Regions from separate parts of the Mus musculus genome. Here region 2 is linked to region 1. Evidence: chromatin loops called from intact Hi-C (ENCODE). Cell type or tissue: left cerebral cortex. All regions are shown on one strand.

Region 1 (2,500 bases):
AATGCAGGAGGCAAGGCACACACACACACACACACACACACACACACACACACACACACACGTGCACGTGCGCGCGCGCGCGCGCACACACACACACACACACACACACACACATCCTGGCAAAGATGTGGCTAAGAAAACAAGTCAATATTCAGTCTCACCTACACCAGAGGAAGATAGGAAAACCATGCTTCTTTGGGACACTAAACCAGAAATTTAATTTCCTGTAACATGTTTTGTGTTTAGCGCAAACCAAGACTGTTTGGGAATACTAGTGGGCAAAGCCCTTAAAATCTCACTGAACTCTGAGATACGACAGGCCTGGCTATTCTGTTTTAACTTCTGTCACTGTGCTCAGCAGTGATAGAGAAATGTGAAGTTGCCCAAGGAGCTGAAAAAAACCCACCCAACATTACTAGATGTTGGTAATACCGTGGTGGTGGTATTATAAATCACTTGCAAATCTAGTCTTAGATCCTTAGGAAAGTGTTTTCGCCCTTTAACAACCTGCAGCTCTCTAAAAGTATTTGCTTGTATTTGAATATTGTACTGAGTAGGTTGGAAGCAACAGGCTGGTGGGAGAAAAAAGAGAAGGAAGGCACTGTTGTAGTTGGCGTCTGGACTCAGGTGGAGGGAACGGCTTCGCCCGGGAAAGAACATAAGGGTATAAAGGCGAGTTCCCACACGCTATAGCAATGGCTTTCACTGTGCTTAGGAACCAAGAAAATCAGAACTGGCTTTTTCTGATTTCTGTCTGGGACGGCTCTAAAGAGAGGCTTGGGAGAGCACTGGGGGTTTTCAATCTCGAGATCCTACGGTGGAAGCGCTTGGATTCAGAAACACCCTGATAAGAGCGGTCAGTCCTGGCTTCTTTTTGAAACCACCTCCTGGCCTGTCCTACATAGCAGAGACTTCTGGGGTCAGGCTAAGCGGCCGATTCCGCACCCCAGCTAAGGCACCCTGCCGGGTGGGGGTGGGTGGGCTGCCCCAGGCCCTGAGCCAAGGTTTCCTGAATCTCTCGCATACCCTCCTCCATTCCCACCTCGGCGAATGCAGGTGGGCTGAACTAGCCACCGAAGCTCCTAATAAGCCGCCAGCGACCTAGGAGCCCACTGGTCCAGGCCCTAGGTTTCGCGGGCAAAGACCTGGAGGTCGCAGTCGGGAGCGGTGACGCGCCTGCCAGCGCAGCTCTGCAGCGCCGGGACCTAGATCCCCGGGTCCCTGCCTGGCCGCCGCGCTGGCCCCTCCCCAGCTCTCCGGCCGTTTGGCTAGTTTGTTTGTCTTATTTTTAATTTCTCCGGGGCCAGCCAGAGCAGGTTTGTTGGCAGTCGTACACCTCCGAGTAGTCACGCGACCAGCCAATGTCCTGGCGGCGCTACGGGGAGGCGGCGCGCTCGGGAGCGCGGAGAGGCGGCGGCGCCGCGCCCGGGGCCACCTTAAGAGCGCGCTCGCCAGCCTGGGCGGAGCGGCTCCCGGCGCCGAGACCAATGGAGCTCCTCCTCTGTTTAAATAGACTTGCAGTGTCAATCATCTTCTTCTTCGTCAGCCTCCCTTCCACCGCCATATTGGGCAACTAAAAAAGGAGGGGGGCTCGTGCTTTTGGGGTGTTTTCCCCCCTCATCCCTTGTCCCGACTCACTCGCGGCTCCGAGACTCGCGCGGCGGCAAGGTTTGGAGAGGGGCTGCGTTCGCGGGACACACGGGCTCGCCCCAGCCTACGCTCCGACTGTTTGCCACCTCCTCCTGCCTCCTCCCCTCCCTTCCCCGCCCTCCAGTACACTTGATCACTGAAGCCTCGAGCTGCGCGGCGGCTGGGGTGTCCCTGCGCCTCTCTTCCCCAGACCTGCGCGCTACTGCGGCTCGGGCGGTCGCTCGCCTGGCTCTGCTCCATTTGACTGTCTGTGTGCAGTCGCAGAACTTCGAAGAGGGTTTTGCGCTCCATCCGTGGCGTTTCGCTTTTGTTCGGTTTTGTTGTTTATTTCATTTTTTTTTTTCCGGAGAGAGGCGAGGCGGTGGTCCACACCCGCCCGAGGAGGAAGATGTCAAACGTGAGAGTGTCTAACGGGAGCCCGAGCCTGGAGCGGATGGACGCCAGACAAGCGGAGCACCCCAAGCCTTCCGCCTGCAGAAATCTCTTCGGCCCGGTCAATCATGAAGAACTAACCCGGGACTTGGAGAAGCACTGCCGGGATATGGAAGAAGCGAGTCAGCGCAAGTGGAATTTCGACTTTCAGAATCATAAGCCCCTGGAGGGCAGATACGAGTGGCAGGAGGTGGAGAGGGGCAGCTTGCCCGAGTTCTACTACAGGCCCCCGCGCCCCCCCAAGAGCGCCTGCAAGGTGCTGGCGCAGGAGAGCCAGGATGTCAGCGGGAGCCGCCAGGCGGTGCCTTTAATTGGGTCTCAGGCAAACTCTGAGGACCGGCATTTGGTGGACCAAATGCCTGACTCGTCAGACAATCCGGCTGGGTTAGCGGAGCAGTGTCCAGGGATGAGGAAGCGA
Region 2 (2,500 bases), 280 kb before region 1:
AAAGAGCCTATGAGAGTGAAAGTGCAGTCCAGTTGTAGCAGAAAACAGCAGTGTTTTGGAGATGCCAGTACCACTGAGAACAGCAACACTGGTGTACAGGCATCTGGAGCCTAGAAAACAAGGTGGGTGCTACAAAGGGCTGAGCTGGAGAAGTAACACAAGCCCTTGGAGGAGCCCAGAGCATCGAGAGTGGATCCCAGACATTGGATAGTCAGAGTTTGATTTTGCTTTTGATTGTGACTATGCCCTGGTATTTTTCCCTCTTGAAGTATGAAAGTATTTTAGTGGAGCCCACAGATAGGAGACTGAATTGTAAAAAGACTTTGAATTTCAAGATATTAGATATTTTAAAGGGATTGAACTTCGGTGGTAGTTGAGACTGTAGAAGGGTATAGATGTATTTATATCTCCCCCAAGGAAGGAATTTTAGCAACACAGGCATACATCATAAAGCCAAGCTGCTTGTAATATCTTGAAACAGATGAGAGAATCCCTATAAGGCATTGGGTTACTACCCATCTATATGAGATTGGCTCAGATAAGCAGTTTCCTTTTTTTGTATTAGCTGTTTATCTTCCTGGCTTCTGGTAGTTCCATAGTGATCTGTCAATAAAACAGCATATTCTAACAATTTCTTACTTATTTCTAACTCCTTAAAACACACACACACACAGTCTTGGCATTTCCTGTATGGCCTCCTACTACAAAACTCCCTGCTTTCAAAGTTTAGAAAAGAACTCTGCTTCTGTACTAGTGTGAATTGAAATTTGAGGGCTACAGACTACCTTTCTTCCTCATTGGTAAAATAGGTGTAAAAATACCGATTTTTGCCTGACATGGTGGTGGTTTACCCTGTAACCCAGCACTTCTGTTGATTGAGCCAGGATCGAGAATTCGAGGTCACCAGGGTCATACAGAGTGAACTTCTATCTCAAAAACAAAAACCCAGACCATTCTGTAAAGTCGTTTGAAGATAACCAGCATTACAGTTCTTTTTTTTTTTTTTTAAAAAGATTTATTTATTAATTGATTTTTATGTATATGAGTACACTACAGCTGTCTTCAAACGCACCAGAAGAGGGCATCAGATCCCATTACAGATGGTTGTGAGCCACCATTTGGTCGCTGGGAATTGAACTCAGGACTTTCGGAAGAGCAGTCAGTGCTCTTAACCGTTGAGCCATCTCTCCAGCCCCAGCATTATGGTTCTTAATATGTGTTGCTCAAAGGTAATTAATGTGTCTTCGGGGGTAGGAAAAGGCTTTATCTTTTGGACATCTTTGGCCTTGGGGAAGCCTAGCCCTTTAAGGCAGCGCCGCCCCAGCCTCCAGCGCGCGTCTCTTGCCCCGCCCCACCCCTCGGGTTTGGAGGCGGGACCTCCAAACCCGGAACTGAAGGCCGCGCATTGCCGGCCCGGCCAATCGGCGTCCCGGAAGGAGCGAGCTGAAGCCACCGAGCCAGTGAATGACAGCAGCGCCGCCCGCCGGTCGCGGCTGCAGCCCTGCCGGCGTCCCGAGCCTCCTGTCAACGCGAGCGGCGTGCTTTCCAGCGGCGCCTCTCCAAGTGTCTGTGGCCCAGCGGGGTCTCCCCGCTCTCCCTAGCCTCTGCCCCGGTGTCCCTCCGCTGCAGGGGCCATGGGCAGCGAGCAGAGCGCGGAGGCCGAGAGCCGCCCCGGCGATCTGAACGCCTCAGGTCGGTGCCTCACCTCCCCGCACCGGTGTTGCTGGCGAAGCCGACCGCCCCGGTGCAGGCCCTCTGTGTTCCCTAACACAAAAAAAGCGTGGCCTCCCGCCCCAGTCCTAGTCCCCTAAACCGGCTTGCCCGGCTTCACTCTAATTTCTAAAAGACGACCTACTTAGTGTTCGGTTCCTGGACTCCACACTGACGTGGAGACTTGGGTCACACTGGATCGATCATACCCGAGTCCTCCAAGATCAGGTTTTCTGAAAATCGGGGTGTCGAGGAACCTTTTCAGAAGGGTCCTGTGAGCACTGGGCGGTCACTCTCAGTGTTTGGGTGCAAATATTTCCAGGCACCGCTCTCTGGCCACTCAGGTATCGGTTTTTTGTTTTGTTTTGTTTTAATAATTTTAAAAATAAGTTGGCCAGGTGGCAGGCAGTCTCTCGTGTATCTTCTGTTCACATTTTTTAGACGTCTCTTAGCATTTGGGGTAGGATTTGGAAGGGTTTTGTCCTGTACCTGTAGTAAGTGCTCAATAAAACAGCTGGCAATTGAAAACCATTTGGTCCTTTTGTTGTTACTTAGGTAACCTCTGAGAGGGCCCTCGATAGGCTCAAGGGTTACAAGCCTAATTAGTTAAACTCTCTCATAGCCAAAGAGTCTCAGAGTGGCTCTCTACTTGGTAATCTTTGCAACTTAGAAATGTGGAAGCTAACAGATGATTCATGCTGAAGGGCGTTCCTTCAAGACCTGCAGTCAGGGGCTTGCAGCTACTAGCTTTGTTATGTTTTCATTCCTTGGAAGGCCTAGAGTATCACGT

The links. Peaks named below come from ENCODE experiments on the same cell type or tissue, not always from the same donor. Only the 100,000 strongest peaks of a DNase experiment are listed, where the experiment ranks them.
Region 2: a loop joins it to region 1, with 2.3 times the contacts of the local background. A loop is called at or near these places in 3 of 42 quality-filtered maps.

Annotation. Positions count from the first base shown.
Region 1 is chr6:134,918,882-134,921,381 of GRCm38, forward strand. It overlaps Cdkn1b (cyclin-dependent kinase inhibitor 1B), which reads left to right and starts at 1,520. Exons shown (of 3, transcript NM_009875.4): 1 at 1,520-2,500. The coding sequence starts at 2,039. In left cerebral cortex, CTCF peaks have their summits at 1,359 and 2,402; DNase peaks (open chromatin) are centred at 682, 1,498, 1,753 and 2,251; H3K4me3 peaks cover 1,928 bases; H3K27ac peaks cover 1,856 bases.
Region 2 is chr6:134,639,566-134,642,065 of GRCm38, forward strand. It overlaps Borcs5 (BLOC-1 related complex subunit 5), which reads left to right and starts at 1,375. Exons shown (of 4, transcript NM_026371.3): 1 at 1,375-1,692. The coding sequence starts at 1,635. In left cerebral cortex, a CTCF peak has its summit at 1,494; a DNase peak (open chromatin) is centred at 1,425; H3K4me3 peaks cover 1,368 bases; H3K27ac peaks cover 1,047 bases.